3 separate regions of the Mus musculus genome follow, and regions 1 and 3 are each linked to region 2. Evidence: chromatin loops called from intact Hi-C (ENCODE). Cell type or tissue: heart. All regions are shown on one strand. Links, peaks and the distances in the headings refer to the core of each region. The heading gives the core; the rest is flanking DNA.

Region 1 (8,122 bases), core at 3,237-5,736, 110 kb before region 2:
AACAGAGCTACAGACCTTTCCAGGCCATTCACCCTACGGCCAGACACCTCAGCACAAAGGATCAGGAAGAAGAAGACAGAGGAACCAAGAGCAATCCCAGTTCCAAGATGGGCCCCCACGCCTCTCTCTGGAGATGGCCACTACGAAGGGCGGACATCTCAGAGGGGTCTGGTTCAACATCATCCTAACGAAGCCCCTCCTTCTCCTGATTGCCACGAGAGATAACCAAGAAAAGAGATAGCAGGAAAAGGGAAAACACCCAACTGATCTTCTTGGTTAAGAACTTGTGTTAAGGATGGAGTTTATTAAATAAATACATGAGTTAATCATTAACCTATCAGTCACTGCATCAAAGAATCAATATGTGAATCAGAGGATGAATTAAGGAGCCATGAATTTCTTATAAACTCTCAGATGTCTTAACCCTCTGCTACAGAAGGCAGATATTGACAGTCTTTTGTGACCCGACAAGGTCAGTAACCTATAACAAAAAAAGAAATCACAATACTTGGCTCATAGCTCAATTCATTAACTGCTTACTGCCCAAGAGTAAGGATCTTTTTTGACCCCAGAATGGACAAATTCAGGGGATGGGGATATGCATAGCACATATCCGTGATCCCAGTGTTGGGAATGTGCAGGCAACGCATTCACTGGGCTTGCAGGCTAGCCTAGCCAAACTGGTGAGCCTCAGGCCAATGAAAGACATAATAAATACATACATACATACAAACATGCATGCATACATACATACATACATACATACATACATATATACATACCAAGGTAAATGGTTCCTGAGGAATAACACCCAAAATTGATCTCTGACTTCCATATGTATGCATACATCCTTCATACTCGGATGTATCTTTATACACCCAAACTCCCATACAATCACACACACACACACACACACACACACACACACACACGCCATAGACTTCACCATTACCAAGTCCTTCACCCAGCTATATGCTAATAAAAATATGGGAAAGTATCCCTGCCCCATAGAGTCCCTTGTGCACACATCAGACTTGTTCATAGAAACAGTTTCTAATATAATGAACTCAAAACAGACTCAGTATATCGGAGCCTAAACCAGCCACAGATTTAACAGTTTAAATTATAGCTTTTAAAGGCCATTTCAATTGTGTTTTGAATGCTTCACAACGTTTCAGGTGCAACTGTTCTCCAACCTGCCGTTCGTAACAGGGTGGTGGCACCCTTCTACTGAACACATCGGGGGTGGAGGGGGGAGCCTGTGTCCAGATTTGTTTGCATGTGCCTGCATCTCTAGTTGCCTGAACCACAATAGCAACATAAAAGCCATCAGTCAATACCTCTTAAATTGAGCCCAGAGCCATCATGTTGGGCATTCGAGCTTTTCTCCCAAAGACCATGTGTTAAGAATGTATAGCAGATGTCAATCGCTGGTCAGTTGCAAATAGCAACTCTATTATTTAAGGCTCAAAATGGCAGAGTCATCCTTGACCTCTCCCCAGGACATAACTCATAAATTCCACTAGCGTTGGGACTGGAGAAGCAGGCCTAAAAGACACAACAGCGATTTGTCAATTAACTCTTGCTAATCCCTTGGAGTGCTGTGAACTCGGACACAGAAGGCTCCATTGAGAGACAGTGCCCCACATTCAGAGCTGAGGGCAGCGAGATCAGAAGGAGCAAGAAGGGAAGAAACATTTGCTTGTGAGAGAGTAATTTATATTCTATAAATTGAGAAGAGCCACCTGCAGATTAGACACTCAAGAATGGAGAAGGAAGCCAAAATAAACTGTCTTGGCCTGGAGAGAGAGAGAGAGAAAAAGAAAAAAAAAACCGTATGTGAACCACAGAAGAAGCGCCAGCCACTCTGAACGGCACAGAACAGATGAGCTCAGGCTCTGACACTGCAGAGGATGGAGAGCAATCTACATCCACACCACACCCTGTTTTGATCGCCTGAGGGATGAGCAGGAGTTAGAGAGCTGAGGGGCTGAAGATACTGATGCCTATGAAAAGCACATAGTAACAGGCTCTGTTGTAAATGACATTTCGGCTGAGCTGACACCCTAAGAGGATGTCCTTTTCTGCTTTTCCCTGACATTGGGTGATGTGCAGCTTTAAATGGTGTCTTGCAGATGGGGACTATCAGAATGTCAAGAAAGGGAGGGAGCTTGGAGTTCCCCTCTCGCAGTGGCCCTGTGTTTTGGGAGGATGGCTGTCCTGGAATCTACCTGCAGTGTTCTGGATTCCTCTGCCTCACCTATTCTCACCAAGGAAGCAGGCAGTTACAAAGAAGAGCCTGCCACCCACTGCCACCCTTGGGGGCAGTTTGTTCTTTCTATCACGTTACCAAAAAAGCCTGGATTTTGTTAAGACCACTTCCAACCCTGAAAAGACTGAAGACTCCAGGATGGGAAGGGAGGTCACTGGGATGAGGAGAACTCCGTGAGGAGTTAGTTTCTCTAACTGGGAAGGCAAGATTGACAATAGAACAGAGACAGAGGTTCCCAATCACCTGTTCCCTTAACAAGGGGAGCCCGTTACAACACCTACCCACCCCTGAAACTTTGGGCCACATATCTATTGGTGTGGAAATCTATTTTTTTAAGATTTATTTATTTATTTATTTATTTATTTATATCAGTGCAGCGTAGCTGTCTTCAGACACACACCAGAAGAGTGCATCGGACCCTGTTATAGATGGTTGTGAGTCACCATATGGTTGCTGGGAATTGAACTCAGGACCTCTGGAAGAGCAATCAGTGTTCTTAACTGCAGAGCCATCTCTCCAGCCCCTTGGGGATCATGTTTATCAAGCTCCTTCAGTGATCCCCAGATCCCTAACCATGTGCTGAGATCCCTGAACTAGGAACTACTGAAGGAAGTGTGGCCAGTGCACAGTTGTCCATATGGGAGTGGATTTCTTTTGTTGGTCTGAAAGATGGGAAGGAAAATACCCATTCAATCCTCCGACCTATATGCTGTGAATGAAAGCCAACAGGACCTAGGAATTAAGAAAGATACTGGGCTTCTCTGAAGATATACAGTCTGCCCTAGAGTATTATGAATTTGGGTTTTAGTTAGCATTTGCTCCCTCATTGAACCCTGTGGGGAAAGGCTGGTTTGAAGTGTCCAGTCCTATGCTCTCCAAAGTAACTTTCATCCCTACTGTCCCTCTTTTGACGGCCCTCGACAGCTCAGCCTCATACTGAACCTGCCCTTGAGTTAAAGCCATGCAGGAAGCCATTATCAGTAATTGACGATATATCTTCTAGATGAAGATGCACTATCATCAAGACGGTATAAATCACCGGTTCTACCCTCCCTGCCCTCACTCAAACCCGTATCCAGTTCAAGTCAAACTGGACCTTCTTGGTACTGCACATATAGGCTTCCTGTTTCAAGAAAGTTCTTGCCATGATTGGCATTCCTTCGTTGTGACTATAGGGCAACCATTTGCTTATCTTTGGGGGGATGGGGTGTATGCATACAGGCATGCACATGGTGGGTTTAGAGCACAACCTCTGATGTATCTGCCCTCACCTCTACCTTATTTAAGACAGGCTGTAGCTGGTGTTTACTGGGCATATGCCACACTAGCTGGTCTGAGCCTTCCAGGGATTCTCCTGCTTTTACCTCCCGAATGCCTGATGAGTCCTGGGCTCACGCACTGCTGTGCTTGGCTTTACGTGGGATCTGAGGGTAAACTCAGGTTTCCATTCTTGCATGGCGAGCTCTTTACTCACTGAGCCATCTCCTTATTTCTTTACTTGACTTTTAAACTGTATGTTATTTATTATTATTATTATTTATCCATTCAGTAGCACAGGATTGAACCCAGGACCTTGTACATTCTAGGTCAGTGTTCTACCATGGAACTATATACCCAGTCATCATCGTGTTGTCTTCATCATCATCATCGTCTTTGTCATCATGGTCGTCGTCATCATCATCATAATTATCACCATCACCACCATCATTATTTTGAGACTGGGTCTTACTGAATTGCCCAGGCTGGACTTGAACTCACTCAGTATCCCAGTCATGCCTTCTGTGAATTTGGGATCATCCTGACTCAGTTATCTGAGTGGATGAGATTGCAAGCATGTGTCCTGTTTAACACTTTTTATGTGCATTGAAGGCAGCCAAACCCCTGTCAATGTCTCCTGACCATTTCATTTCCTAAAATCCACCGTGGAACATTCCAGAAAAGATAAAAAGCAAAGCTCCCCAGTTGGTAAATATCAACCATCATGGTTTTCTGCAGTAGCCCAGGGTTTTACATGTCCCACACTATCCTAAACCGATAACACAGATAACCCATCTGGCCATGGCCTGCTTTCCCTCCCAGGGTGGGCAGGGGATTAGAGCTGTTTCAACGCTGGGAGACTCCGAGGTTGTAAAAAGCCTTGTGCTCTGAACAGAGGGACAGTTACATAAGTCCACAGAGCTCCCCACACTACAGGACAGCAGACTCCAAGCAGCATCTAATTACAGGGAGGCTGATGGTCGCTGTTGAAGATCCTGTCACAGGACCCAGGTCTCAGCCCACTGATGTCCTGCCAGCAGTTGCACTAAAACGGAAATTAAGCGCAGTGTCATGGCCATTTAGGACATTAGGAACGGAAGGCGCCCGGGAGCTGCTTCCTGGCCCCTTGCCCATGTTATTAACAAGGTGCAAACGAGGACCTAGGCTGGAAGAGGGAAACAGCTGGAGAAAAGAGACCTTCACAGCAGGTGGAGATCTGAGGAGAGGAAGGGGATGTAGAGAGACTGTGTCCCAAATCTCCTTGGCTGAGGATAAAATTGGCTTGATAAATGAGGAAGAGTCATTCATTTCTTCACTCGACCCTCTCTGGAACATTTTGTAGATTGCAAAGTTTCTCCAGTCCCTGATTTTCTGTGCTGGATTAATGCAACACACACACACACACACACATACACACTTCCCATCATGGGGGCGGGCGGGGGAGAGGCAAGGCCCACATGACACACACATCCACATTTGTTGACACTCACTGCTCATCATTTGTAATTTGTTTGAAACCTTCAGGCTAGTGGCTCTCTGTAGAGTGTTGCCAGACTGCCAAATTCTCTAGCTCAGAATCTAGGGAAATCCTGGCCTTGGCCTGGGTCCAGCTATGGCCAATGCCAGGGCTATTTGCTAAATAAAGAACACAAGCCCGGGGCTGGAGGAGGGTCTGAGAGTTCTTTGTTTTGCAGCTCATTCACCCTTGACCCTACCCCCACTCAACACACACACATTCACACACACACACACACACACACACACACACACACACACCCCACATGCACACACTGCCTGACAAGCCTCTGACTAGGCTGACGGACTTGGGTAACTCAGCAAAGAGACGAAGCACCATGGTCCCCTGTCTTGCTCTTTATCTGTTCCCACGGGGATGTGCATAGGTGGGGATCTTGAAGACAGAGCTGGAGGATCTCTGGAGTCCACACAGCCATCCAGAATCTTCCATCTCATGCAGCACTCTGCTTTCCTATTTCCCTGCCAACAGCTGTAGCAGAGGTGAACTGGAACATGGGAAATGCCAGCCCCTTTGCCTGGAGGATGGGGTGCGGGGGAACTAAAAAGCCCGTTTTTCTGTCCTGTCAGGTCTATTTAAGTATTTAATGAGGTGAGATAGCACCAATAAATTTCACATGGCACAATAACTCTGATGATGTGGGCCATGGACTAATCAGCTTCCATTCTGGGGATAGAAGAGTGTTCTTGCCTTTGCTAGATCTTATCGGGTTTGATTGCTTTGTTCAGATATTAAAAAGGTTGAGCAAGGACTTTCGGGCACTGCCACAAATCTGCCCGCATCCTCCCAGCCAAGATAGATTGAAACCAGGCTGTGGAATGCAAGGCTGTTTATTTTAATTGACAATCAAGAGGAGGAGAATTGGTAGAGTGGAAGGTGGGGAAGGAGGCCACAGGCCTGTGATTGGATGGCTTCTGAGTCTACCTTCCTCTCTGCAAAGCTCACACACAGCAAGGCTGCTTATCCAATGGAGGACCAGCACCTGAGGCTTTGAAGAGTCTCTTCTTCTCTATGCTTGTCCTGAGCATAGAGAGAGCCTGTTGACCCGTGTATCACCTGTGATTTTTGTCTTTGTTTTTTATGGAATGAGGCTGGTTACAGACATTTCCCGGGCACTTGGGTCCTGCTCTAGCTTCTGCTGACCCTTGCACAGCGCGTGCATTCTGTCCGTTGGACCTTTAGGGGACAGTCCCTAATGCTCTTTGAAGCCAGAGGCCACACTATAATCTGTAAGAACCTCTCACCCCACACATGCAGCACAAAGCAGAGATCAGATTTTCTGAAGTGTATATGGGCATATGTGAGGGTAAGTGACATAATTCATATGGCATGCAAGCAAGCAATTATCAGTTGATTTATATTAATATTTGTTGTACCATTAAATATAATTTATATGTCATACATGATTTCATAAGCATCATTTCTCAGGATGAAACCAGGGTAGGCCAAAGGTTCTTAATACAAGTTAAGTTCAGGTAAATTATTATAAAAGTCTGTCGATAATGACAGAGGAAGTAGCCAGTAAGTAAAATTTAGGGAATGCTCTATCAGCTCACTTAGTAATTGATTGGCTGGTTGGTTGGCAAATTATTAGCCATTTAATGAATGGGTTTATTTTCCCAATATTTTATTGTTAAAAAAAAAATCAAACACAGCAGAGAAGTTGAGAGAACGTGGAGAGGTCATGCAGAGACCTACGCCCCAGGCTGTATGGTCAGTGCTGTGTTTCCTTCAGCACGTCTCCCTCCAGAGCCATTTCTCCTCATTTTACTCTGTGGCACTCACACTTTTCGATTCATTTCAAGATGAAATGCATTCATCTGTGCACTTTACCCTTAGACACATATCATTAGAGTTCAATATTTGTTCATGGCTTTTTAAGTATGACATATATGCCACAAAGTGTACAAATCTTAATGTTATCATTCGAAGAATTTCAATGAATGCACGCGCTTGTGTAAACTGTGAACCCTATGGATGATGGCCAGCACCCCAGAAAACATAGTACCACCTGCTCAAACCCCACTCTTGTCAACACAGACCACTGCTGTTGTAATTTTTGTCAGAATATATTAAATTTTCCTGCCATGCGAGTTCCTGGAGATGGAATAGTACAGAAGATAATCTTTGTTTGAGATAGTCACCTGTATTGATGCATGGATCACTAGTTCATTGCTTTTAAATACTGAGTAGAGCTTCTCTGTTTCTATCCAATCCCCTGTGGGGGACACCTGGACTATTTCCAGGTTGGGGTTCTAATCCATAAGGCTGCTAAGAACTGTCCACAAATTCCTTGTAAGTATACACTTTCTTTTGGGTATGTTACTAATAGGTGTATTGAACGTTCACAGGCGAGGTGTGTGTTTAGTTTTCACAAACCTACCCGGCCTTTCTTCAAAAGACGCAATATGATATGCTTGGGTCCTGTTACCAGGGATCTATGAGAATTACAGTTGCCGTGGCTGGGAAGGTGACTCAGTCAGTAAAGTGCCTACTGTGTGAGCATAAGGACCTGAGGTAAGGAGCTTACACTGCAGTGGCAAGGCCAGTCATGATCACAGCCAGCCACATTAATTTAATGAAAATCAAACCGGAAGTCTCTCCGAGACATCAGGAAAGGCTCCGTGAAGTCATCTGGATTGAACCAAGGGAGATAGAGGAAGGCTGTTCCACTTCCTTTCCAAAGTATTACAGAAAGAACAACACCTCTGGGATAGAAAAGATCAAATCTCTCAAAGCTAAAGTCTAGCTCCACTGTGCCGAAGCACCCACAGCATGTCCCTGTAATCTCTGCGTAAGAGAGGCAGAGACAGGCGCATGCTAATGCTTGCTGCCTGGTAGTATGGCTGAACAGGGGAGCTCCAAGTTCAGTGAGAGAGCATGACTCAGGACATAAGGTAGAAAGAGATTAAGGAAGACATTCAACATCAACCTCTGGCCTCAACATGTATGTGAACACAAATACATGCACACCTTTCTGCATACGTCTCACACTGCACACTCACACATACACAAGGAATGACCATGTCCCCTCCTGTGCCATCTCTACTATTTGAGTC
Region 2 (7,513 bases), core at 5,014-7,513:
GGCATTCATTCCATCCAGCACTGTAATCTTTCTCGAATACAAACCTGGCCATTCAGCTTAACTAGCTGAGTGACTCCACATTACTTAAACTTTAAAAACATCTTAGCTTATCAACTGTGACATTGTTTGATGTGTGTGTGTGTGAGTGTGTGTTTCCAATTTCTTCTCTTGATGCTTGTTTTCTGCCAAGCTATATTCTAGCCATTCTATTTGTTAATTTTCTAAGTACATATTGTATTCTCTGAGGCTTTTGAAACTTAGCAAGGACCCTTGTCTCTAACCATGCCTTCCTTTTACCCCAACAGATTTCAGTTTTAGTCCAATGTGTGGGGTCATGGTTTTCAAGATTCAGCAAAAGACCCTTCTCTTATTAGGATGTTCTGTTAATAGGCAGGCATTCGTGCTTGGTTTCTGAATATGTTAAGGCCTTTCTTTTCTGTCTTGGTAGAGCTGAGTATCCGAATTATAAAAATAAGTATACGTTAATAGTTGTGCATCTGTTTTCCCTACTGAGCTGCGATTACTGAATCCTAGATATATTTTTCATTAACTTATATTTCCAAAGTGTAAGGGACTGTTTCACAGAGACACTCTGAGTGTTCCTACTTTGCTTGGTGTGTATTTGGATCTGACACTGAAACCTGGGTGTATGCCCGCAGTGTTGAGTGGAGCTAACTATGTCTTGAGTGGCAGTGGTAAATTTTCCTTCTGGAGGAGCTGAGGCTGCTCCTTCACCCATTTATGTGTATTTTCCTGAAACCTACTCCATTACTAGCTTTTTTTCTTGCCAGCTGGTATTCAACTCTTGATATTCAAGAGATTATTGTCAACTCTGATTCTAGAAGAATAAACTTTTGAGTAAAGCGTTAAATTACTCATTTAGGAATATGGATTTAACTGGCTTTGGGTTTCATAAAGATTCATAGACTCATCCTCACAGAAACAAGCTGTTTAGTGCTTAGTCTTAATCTGAGACTATGGAAGCCGTAGGGCCAAGGGGTTTATCTCGTCCAGTTTGCTGCTAACTTACATTCATCTGTCAAAGACTTTACTGTAAGAAGGTGGCATTAAGGATACTTCAATATACCTCTGATAAGGTGTCAGATTGTTCTAGTGTACCTGGACAGCTAAGACAAAATACTAGAAGCTACATGGCTTAGACCAGGACTTCTAAAATGTTTTCTGCTGGGGTTGGTGAGATGACTCAGCGGTTAAGAGCACTGACTGCTCTTCCAAAGGTCTCAAGTTCAAATCCCAGCAACCACATGGTGGCTCACAACCATCTGTAACGAGATCTGGCGCCCTCTTCTGGTGTGTCTGAAGACAACTACAGTGTATTTACATATAATAAATAAATAAATCTTTTTTTTTTTTTTTTTTTTTGGTTTTTCGAAACAGGGTTTCTCTGTGTAGCCCTGGCTGTCCTAGAACTCACTTTGTAGACCAGGCTGTCCTCGAACTCAGAAATTCGCCTGCTTCTGCCTACCGAGTGCTGGGATTAAAGGCTTGCGCCACCACGCCCGGCTGCAATAAATAAATAAATCTTAAAAAAAAAAAAAAAAGAAAAGAAAAAAGAAAATGTTTTCTGCTTGCCATTTCTATTTGCCCAAGAAATTTCTATGCAGCCCTAGGTATAGAAATATACAGAACATGTAAAGAAATGAAATGTTTATCAACAAAAAGCATAAATAAAAATTTAAAAAATACTTGTTTGTTGTTCATACCGTGTTACCACTTGTTAAAGATGGACACTAACTTGCATAAGAGATGGGTGTGCTTATTCATATTTACGTAAAAACTTGGACCTTAGCTGAATATTTGATATTGGAGGACACAGGATTCAATACTTTTCTGAGTGGATTGATAGTGCCAACAAATAATTGTCAAAACAGAGAATCCTGGTTTGTAAAGAAATGTAGCATAAAATGGCAGAAGTATGTCTAGGGCTACTTTGTAAACTATTTTAAATCCTGCTCGATTTTCAAATTATTTGGATGATTTTAAGATAATTTTTTTTCAATTTTTTATTAGATATTTTCTTCATTTACATTTCAAATGCTATCCTGAAAGTCCCCTATTCCCTCTCTCCGCCCTGCTCCCCTACCCACCCACTCCCACTTCTTGGCCTTGGCGTTCCCCTGTACTGGGGCACATAAAGTTTGCAAAAATATGGAACACTTCATGAATTTGCGTGTCATCCTTGCACAGGGGCCATGCTAATCTTCTCTGTATCGTTCCAATTTTAGTATATGTGCTGCTGAAGCGAGCACTTAAGATAAAATTTTAAGTCATCAATTCAAACAGTAATTTTTAAACACAAACATTGTAACCCAGGACAATCCAAGGATGTATTAATTCAAGACATGCTGAGGAATGACTGTAGGAAAATGTAAACGGTCTTTGTTTCTCATACTTAAACCATCATGCTTCTGTTAGCGCAAAAAAGCAATGCCCTGTAAGTTGTGGCTTGTGGTGGTTTTGAACTTGACCTCAGGTGTTCCTGGCAGGGTTTGCTGACATTGCACAGTGTATGTGTTGTGTGTCAGAGCCAAGGTTGCAGTGACGTCGCACAGGGCAACAACAGTAAGAGCTGTCAGAAACACCTCAAATTCATCACATTTGGGTCTTGAGTTACTTTTTGATTGTTGCATGTTTAAAAAACTCACTGTGGCCAGTTTTTAAAATGACATCTACATAACTCCATGATGGGCCATAAACCATAATTTAAGAAGCTAGAGCTTGAAACAACACAAACTTATTTTCCTTCCATTCTTAAAGTCTAGACCAGTTCTCATCCTTCCTAATGCTACATATCTGGAATATGGAACCATAAAATTACATTTATTGCTACTTCATAGCTATAATTTTGGTACTGTTGTGAACTGTAATGTAAATATCTCTGTTTTTTCAGTGGTCTTAGGTGACTCCTATGCCACTTGACCACCTCCCCTCTTGCAAGGGGGTCACAACCCATAGGTTGAGAACCACTGGTTTAGAAGTTTTAAGTCTAAGTCATGATGCAAGAATCGCTCTACTCTAGTGAGCATCCTCTTCTTGATTTGCCAGGCCAACCTGTCACTGGGAGTGTACCACATCCCCTTGGTGTATGCTCATAGAACTCTGTTGTCTCTTTCTTCTTAGCAGGCTTTAACAACACCATGGATGCCTTAGCCTTATGTTCTCAACTAAACTTAATTACCTCTCAAAGGGCCCGTCACCAAATAGTATTGTGCTGGGGCTTTGAGTTTCACTGTAGGAAGTGTGTGTGTGTGTATGTGTTTGTGCGTGCTCTCGAGCATTAGAGGTCACAATCTGTAACATGGATTAAAACACTTTTCTATGAATATTTAAACAATCCAGTAGCTGGGCAAATGGTGACTCCAACTACTGTTTTCCTTTTCTTAATAATTTGTCTGAGTTGCTCTTATACATGGGTATTAAAATAATTAGCATTTTAAGAGGCAAAATGTTACTAGTTGCCATTAATTATCTCTGATATATTTCCACAAACATGAGTCTCCTTTAATGCTTATTTTTTATATATGTTTATCCACATTTCTCAACTGTTTTGGTGATAGCAAACAATATTCTCTCTCTCTTCTCTCTGGTTTCTCATTAAAAGAGAGAGAAAGAAAAGAAAACACACACCTCCCCCATACCCACCCACCCACCAACACACCCACCCACTCACACACACACCCACACACACACACACACACACACACACACACACACACACACACACACACAGAGAGAGAGAGAGAGAGAGAGAGAGAGAGAGACTAGGGCTTTGGTACTTCTGGCACTTCGCTCTAACACAAGTTGTGCCCAGATTGTAATTCTGATAAGTATTTCAGTTCTTTCTTGAAAAAAAAATTAAATTCACAAAACAATTGATTATCAGTTATAAATGGCAAAAACACCATCTGGTTTTTAAAATTGGTTCAATCCATGTAGCGAGGGGAAAATGCTGGAAGTTGTTCCTGGCGATGAGTTCTAGTCCGCGGAGCAGAAAATGACGCGCTTTACTATGAGAAAGCCAGGCTAGTCATAACTTGTACTTAGCGGCTGTGGGAATTTGATGCGCTCCTCACATGTTCCATATGTTAAAATGCTTGGTGACATCTTTGGTGTGAAAGTGGGGAGGGGGTGGAAGGGGAGTACGGTTAGGGGATAGAGGAACAACAGCTTGCTCTGTCCAGGAGTCTCACCTCTGGTTCTCAGGAAGATCCTGGTGTGGAAGAAGAGGCTATCAGTCCTCAGTTTCCATACCTGGTAAAACTGGATGGGCTAACTTCCTCAACTTCTCCATGGCAGGTGGCATTTCTGAGGAAATTTTTAAAGGCGTTTGCATTCTTCCAGTGAGGTAAGCCACACAGCATTGGCATTTCCTATAGAAATGTCCCATGTTGTTCTTTGCCAACTGGAAATTTGAGTAGGTGTTCATTTGATGTGCCAAGAGAATGAAGGGAGACGAAAACACTCCACATCTTCCAATGTCCCCCATACTGCGTGCTGAGAGTGGGAGGACTCGGGCCTGGCTAGATTCTCTTGGAGCCTCAGCCTCAGGAGCAATGCTTTTCCTTAGGAGTCTGCTGCAATCCTGTTATTTTCAAAAAACGTTTCTGGGTTGCTGGCATATTTTCACCTTATGTTAAAAATACAGCTCTCCTTTGCTTATTATTCATGCATCATGATGTGAAATGTATTCCTTCACTTAACACATATTTATTGAGGCACAGTGCAGCATCGTGGTTAGTTGTGAAGGCTCTGCCTCTCTGTCTGCAATTAGAAATTGTGATTTTTTTTAAAAGGCTGGTGCTTAATTTTTCTAACCATGCTATATTTAAAAAAATGGGGAAAATAAATAGTATCAATTTTGAAGGTAGTTTCAGAGACTAAAGAAGATTGTGCACAAGAATTTCTTGATAAGAACTCAAGGTCACAATAGTCCTTTGTTAACTATAAACTTGATATCAGCTCAAGGTCTTTATAGTAGCAGTACTATAAAGAATAGTGAATATTGTTGAGTGTCCGGCTCTGTACTGTTGTGGCTGACATATAGGATCTGACTTTGCAGTCCGTCCTGTCCTGTTGTCAGAATAAACAGTCTCTGAGTTTTTCATTCTGATTTTGGTAGAAATCTGCTTTGTATCACGTCTAATCTAGGTAGTTTCACTTCTGGCTTTTGCAGACTGGGCATTATCCTGGCGGTCACATGGTGTTGGTTTTCTGCCTCGTATACTGTGATTTGCCTACTGGAGCTTTCTCCACTTCTGGAGGACTGCTTGCAGTTCGTGCATTGGGGCCTGTAATTACAGAGCAGAAGATCCAGGGATGTGGAGACAGGGCAGTTTCGAAAATTAGTTTATGCATAATGGATAATATGAGGCTGCTTTAATGTGTAACTCATTTGATGGGTTGGCCGATCTTAACTTCCTTTTGATATTTATTTATTTATTTTTAATTTATTTGCAACATGAGGACAGAGGGCTTGGTACAGCTCTTCTAGACTATAGTTCAGATTCAGCAATTTACATTCAGTAATCTCTTGGTCATTTAGCCACATATAATTTGTCATGGTTTGTTTTAGCTGTTGTGATATTGATATTTATTATGCAAATTGTATTTCCTACATCTTATTGTTCTGCATTCTATGAATACTTAAATTATTATAAACCTTTACACTTAATACGGCTCGTCCTTCAATTTGATGCTTGAGCAACAGAGGGTCAGAGCACACACGGTCTTCTAGAGGGAAAGAAAATAAGTAATTAAAAGGCAGACAAACAAGAGAGCCGGCTGCCTTGTTGAAAAGAAATCAAAGATAATTTCGGGGAGGGAGGAAGTGTGTCCAGAGATGCATGCAAGTCCCGTCAGCGGGAGAACCTCTCTGAGACACAACTAAAGTGAGGACCTGTTGGTCTCTAGATGCCTTAGAAAGGACTGGAAGCATAGGAGAGAAGGGAATTGAACCGAGCCCTGGAAGAGGAACTCGACTGACTCTATCACTGCCTCGGTTCCCTACATTCCCTTCCCCACGACCCTGACCGGTAGATTTTTTTTTTTTTTGCTTTTGTGTGCGTGTAATCTTAAATATTCCATATTACTTATATGCTATAATCTACTAAACATGGGAAGGACACTTCCAACAAGCTGGGAAGCCTGAGCACACCCACCTTGATTTACCTTTCCCCAGAATCTACAGCCAAACATCCACTTGAAAATCCCAGAACCCCGACTCCACAGCTTCAGTCTTCCAACTATCCCCTAGTCTGCCGCTAGGCTGTTGAGCGGGCTCTCCTGCTCCGCCGGACGTGCAAAGCACGCATGCACTTCTCTCAGATTGTTTTGTCAATCCGGGGACCTGCATTCGCACTCTCCACTCCCGGGTTTCCCAAAGATCTTATTCCTTCGTGCAAGGTGAGGGAAAGGAAATTTTGTAACGTATGACTTCGATAGGCCGATGCCCACGCAGTGCCCCGGCCCAGGAATCTCGCGGTCAGACTCTCCGACCAGGAGTCCGCCGCGGCGAGTGGCGTAAAGGTTCCTAGTAAAGGTGCACGAAAGCGAGAGACCCGCCTCCTGAAGCCGCAACCCCCTCCCCAGCCACCGAGCCGGACGCGGGCCAGTACAGGTTCTCCTCCTTCGGGGAAGCGAGGCCGAATTTTAACGTAAACATATTTGCATAGGCCCCGCCCCTCGGCCCCGCCCCTAGGTGGCGCGGGCGCGCGGCCGAACGCTAGCGCCAGGGGGCGGGGTGGGGGAGGGGGCTAGTTCTCGGAGAGCCGGGTTGGGCTCGAGGTGCCACGATTGGTCGCTCCTGACTCCGCCTCCAGCGCATCTCATTAGCATCTCATTAGCTGTCCGCTCGGGCTCGGGAGGCAGCCACCGCCGCCAGTCTGAGGCAGGTGCCCGACATGGCGAGTGCTGTGCTGCCGAGCGGATCCCAGTGTGCGGCGGCAGCGGCTGTGGCGGCGGCGGCGGCGCCTCCAGGGCTCCGGCTCCGGCTCCTGCTGTTGCTCCTTTCGGCCGCGGCACTGATCCCCACAGGTAGGTTGTGGGCACCCGCGGATTGGTCCCGAAAACCCCCCCGGGCACCCCCAGGAGCCGTAGCTATGGAAGGGGGGACGTTTCCATGACAACCTTCCCCCACTTCCTAAATCCAAAGCGGCGGGAGCGTGGCAAGGAAAGTCGGGGCTGCGATGGAAGGGGCCGAGGGGTCGGCGCCCCTTCTCTCCTATCCGCCGGCTGCGGATGGGCGCCCTCAGGGATGGCTGCACCCACACCTCTTCTTCCTGGCGTAGCGCGGGGTGCTGAGTGGAGTGGGCTCGGGGCCGGGGGCTAGCGCGTGGGGGGAAGGGGAGCCCTCGGAGGCGCCCCGAACCTTCCGGACCCTCCGAAACTCGCTCTCGTCCCTGGAACTTGCAGGTCCTCCTGTGTCCCTGGGCTAAGCTTTCGCCCCCTCCGTTCCAGCTCGCCCCCCCGATCGATTCTCCATTCCCCGAAGCTT
Region 3 (2,500 bases), core at 1-2,500, 170 kb after region 2:
GTGAGGCACACCTGTCCAAGTGTGATCCAACCCTGGAGCACCCATGCTCCTTTCAGAGAATCCATGAACTCAACCTGATCCTGAGACTCCTAGTGTGTCAGTGTCCGTACAGAAGCAGCGGTGCAGTTTACACGTCACTAACCCGAGTCATCTCAGTGGCACCAGACTGTCCCAAGATTCCTGTGCTTTTCACACACAGTACAAATGAATGTCCCGATGAACCAGAAGAGAGTGATTACTTCTATCAGCTCTTGGCCTGTGTGTTTCTAGAAGTTTATGAAGTCGAGGGGCACAAAGGCTTCCCTGGTCATCTGGGAAGGAGCGCTGATGTGTTTGCGTTGTAAATGGAACTAACTCGGAAATCCATGGAACATCATTCACTGTTTCTCAATAGTGATAACCACCCTGGCTATTAAGGCATGGGTGTTAGGCAGATGTTTTTGGAAAATAAAATGAGCCTGTCGTTTCTAGGGAATAATGGGCGATGTGTATTGTCAGCAACAACATTCAAGCTTTGAATGGAAAATAAGAATTATTAAAAAGCTTCACCCACCACTTCGCACTTGATAGATTTTCTAAGACGTAGAGACAACTCTCCTGAGAGAGGTGGCCATAGTGATGCCATGATGCTGAGTTATGGAACATGCCAGAAGAACTGTGCAGCCCAGTGAATGGCTGATTTCTAAATGACTATAGTATGATGCTAAAATTCACAGGTGGGTAAAAAATTCATGGACAGAGGTGCAACAGTGGCCAGCTGACTGACTTCCCTGTGACCGCATGGAAAGTTCCCTGTCATGGCTTCAGGTACTACACCCTGACTATCCATTATAAAGCCAACAATTGCGGATTTCAGTCTAGCATCAGTACCCATCACCATCACCAGGAACTACTAAGCCCTCTTCCCGGTTCCAACCACATAGCTGTGTGAGGCTGGTGCTTTTTATATTGCTGAACACAAACAGCTCATGGCAACAGGCTAAAACGGCAAACATGGGAAGCCAGGTGTCTTCTAGTAAACCAAACACTAAGAGACTTGCCAAGACTTCCTTTCCCTAATCTCATCCCTTGGAAAATGTAGCTGTTTGTGCTAAAATGTCTTTGATAGCATGTAATGGATTTGTTATATCTTAATTGGATTAGTAAGAATCAATTTCTTGTTTTGATTTCTAATGTGATGACAGTCTATATGCATAGCCCAAGTAAACAAATTTCTTTGAGGCCCTCAATTAACTTTAAATTTAAAAATGACTCTGACCCCCAAGATGTGCAAGCCACACCTCTAATGTAGTCCTGTTAGATTTATGATTGTTCTGGCCTGCCAGTGCGTGAGAGTGCCATCTGCTGACAGAATAGGGAAGTACAGGTGCTTTTTGAAAAGCACAGCTGGAAGTCTTGGATGATTTCTGAAACTTCTTGTTGGAAATTTATCAAGGGAAAAAGACATCAACTCAGATGTCCAAAGGAATCTGTCTTAGAATATTACGTACCGAAATATTAATCTTCAGAATGCAAGTAAAAACAGTTAATGAAATGCTTATTTTAAAAGGTTCACACTTACAGGCCAGTGTTCCTTTCTTATGTCCGTTTAGTAGTACAGAGTTCCTAGTCTGTGTTGGTACTCTGACTCTCTGACACACCGAGAAGTGTGGTGTTCTGTCACCTGTGATTGGCATGGTCAGTCATTGGTATTGCTCCAACCTTTCCTGACAGTCAGTGCTTTTGGATGTGGGTTTTAGGGCCAGTCTCTAGGGAAAGAGCCTCCAATGTATTGCCCTTAGAGCCCATGCCTGTGCAAGTTCTGTCACACTATCACCTGGCTCCCCTCCTTCTTCCTTGAGAACTGACACACGCGGTGTGGGAGCACAGACCTGTAGAAGGACATACAGACAAACACGGCTAAGCCAAGCTGTGAGGAATAGGATGCAGCTGCACGGAGCAGGCTCATGAGTAATGAGCTCCAATGCTGTGGACCAGCTTCTGCATGTCTGTGTTTGCATCACTGAGCTACGTGAAGAGGAAGGAACCTCACTGCATTTCCATTCAGTTAGAATGAAGGCCTACTGGCCAGTTTGGTTTTGTTTTTTTTTTTTTTTTTTTTTTTTGTTTTTTTTTTTTTTGTTTTTTGACTCAATTCAGCTGATTGTTTTCAAAATAACCTGTTCTTTTCAAACAGTTGTGCGTCGGGACAGCTGCACTCAGATGAAATGACTGTGAGCCTGTATGCTAACTACTGTACTCATTGTCTGTCCATCTCCACTGTGTGCCCAGTGACCCTGCTGATGAATATTTTAGACATCTGCATGAATAATCAGACTGCCCACAGGAGAGCTGATGGCTTGTTTGTGGGGCTGGAATGCTGTTGGGATGATACTGCAATTCTGTGTACCCATGCGAAAGTAATACGTACCGCAGTGAGGGGGTCTTACTCTGGATTGTCTTTGAGCATCCATAGATGCCCTAAAATTTGGCTGTCAGAGTTTACTTGTAGGCAAAGGCA

Evidence for each region. Peaks named below come from ENCODE experiments on the same cell type or tissue, not always from the same donor. Only the 100,000 strongest peaks of a DNase experiment are listed, where the experiment ranks them.
Region 1: it touches region 2 in a loop (2.7-fold over the local background); 5 of 42 quality-filtered maps call a loop at or near these places.
Region 3: it touches region 2 in a loop (5-fold over the local background); 22 of 42 quality-filtered maps call a loop at or near these places.

Annotation. Positions count from the first base shown.
Region 1 is chr9:47,417,804-47,425,925 of GRCm38, forward strand. No RefSeq gene overlaps it. Among named protein-coding and RNA genes, the nearest start is that of Gm31816, 54 kb to the left of the region's middle. In heart, for the core only: no CTCF peak of the experiment used is centred there; DNase peaks (open chromatin) are centred at 4,668 and 5,138; H3K27ac peaks cover 220 bases; H3K27me3 peaks cover 1,238 bases.
Region 2 is chr9:47,523,453-47,530,965 of GRCm38, forward strand. Cadm1 (cell adhesion molecule 1) reads left to right here and starts at 6,900. Exons shown (of 11, transcript NM_207675.2): 1 at 6,900-7,053. The coding sequence starts at 6,921. It overlaps Gm22286 (a small nuclear RNA gene), which reads right to left and starts at 2,270; the gene lies at 2,164-2,270. In heart, for the core only: CTCF peaks have their summits at 6,273 and 6,765 (motif pointing right); a DNase peak (open chromatin) is centred at 6,829; H3K4me3 peaks cover 1,832 bases; H3K27ac peaks cover 1,764 bases; H3K27me3 peaks cover 247 bases.
Region 3 is chr9:47,697,925-47,700,424 of GRCm38, forward strand. All of the region lies in intron 1 of Cadm1 (cell adhesion molecule 1), which reads left to right. Among named protein-coding and RNA genes, the nearest start is that of Gm10677, 120 kb to the right of the region's middle. In heart, for the core only: no CTCF peak of the experiment used is centred there; no DNase peak of the experiment used is centred there.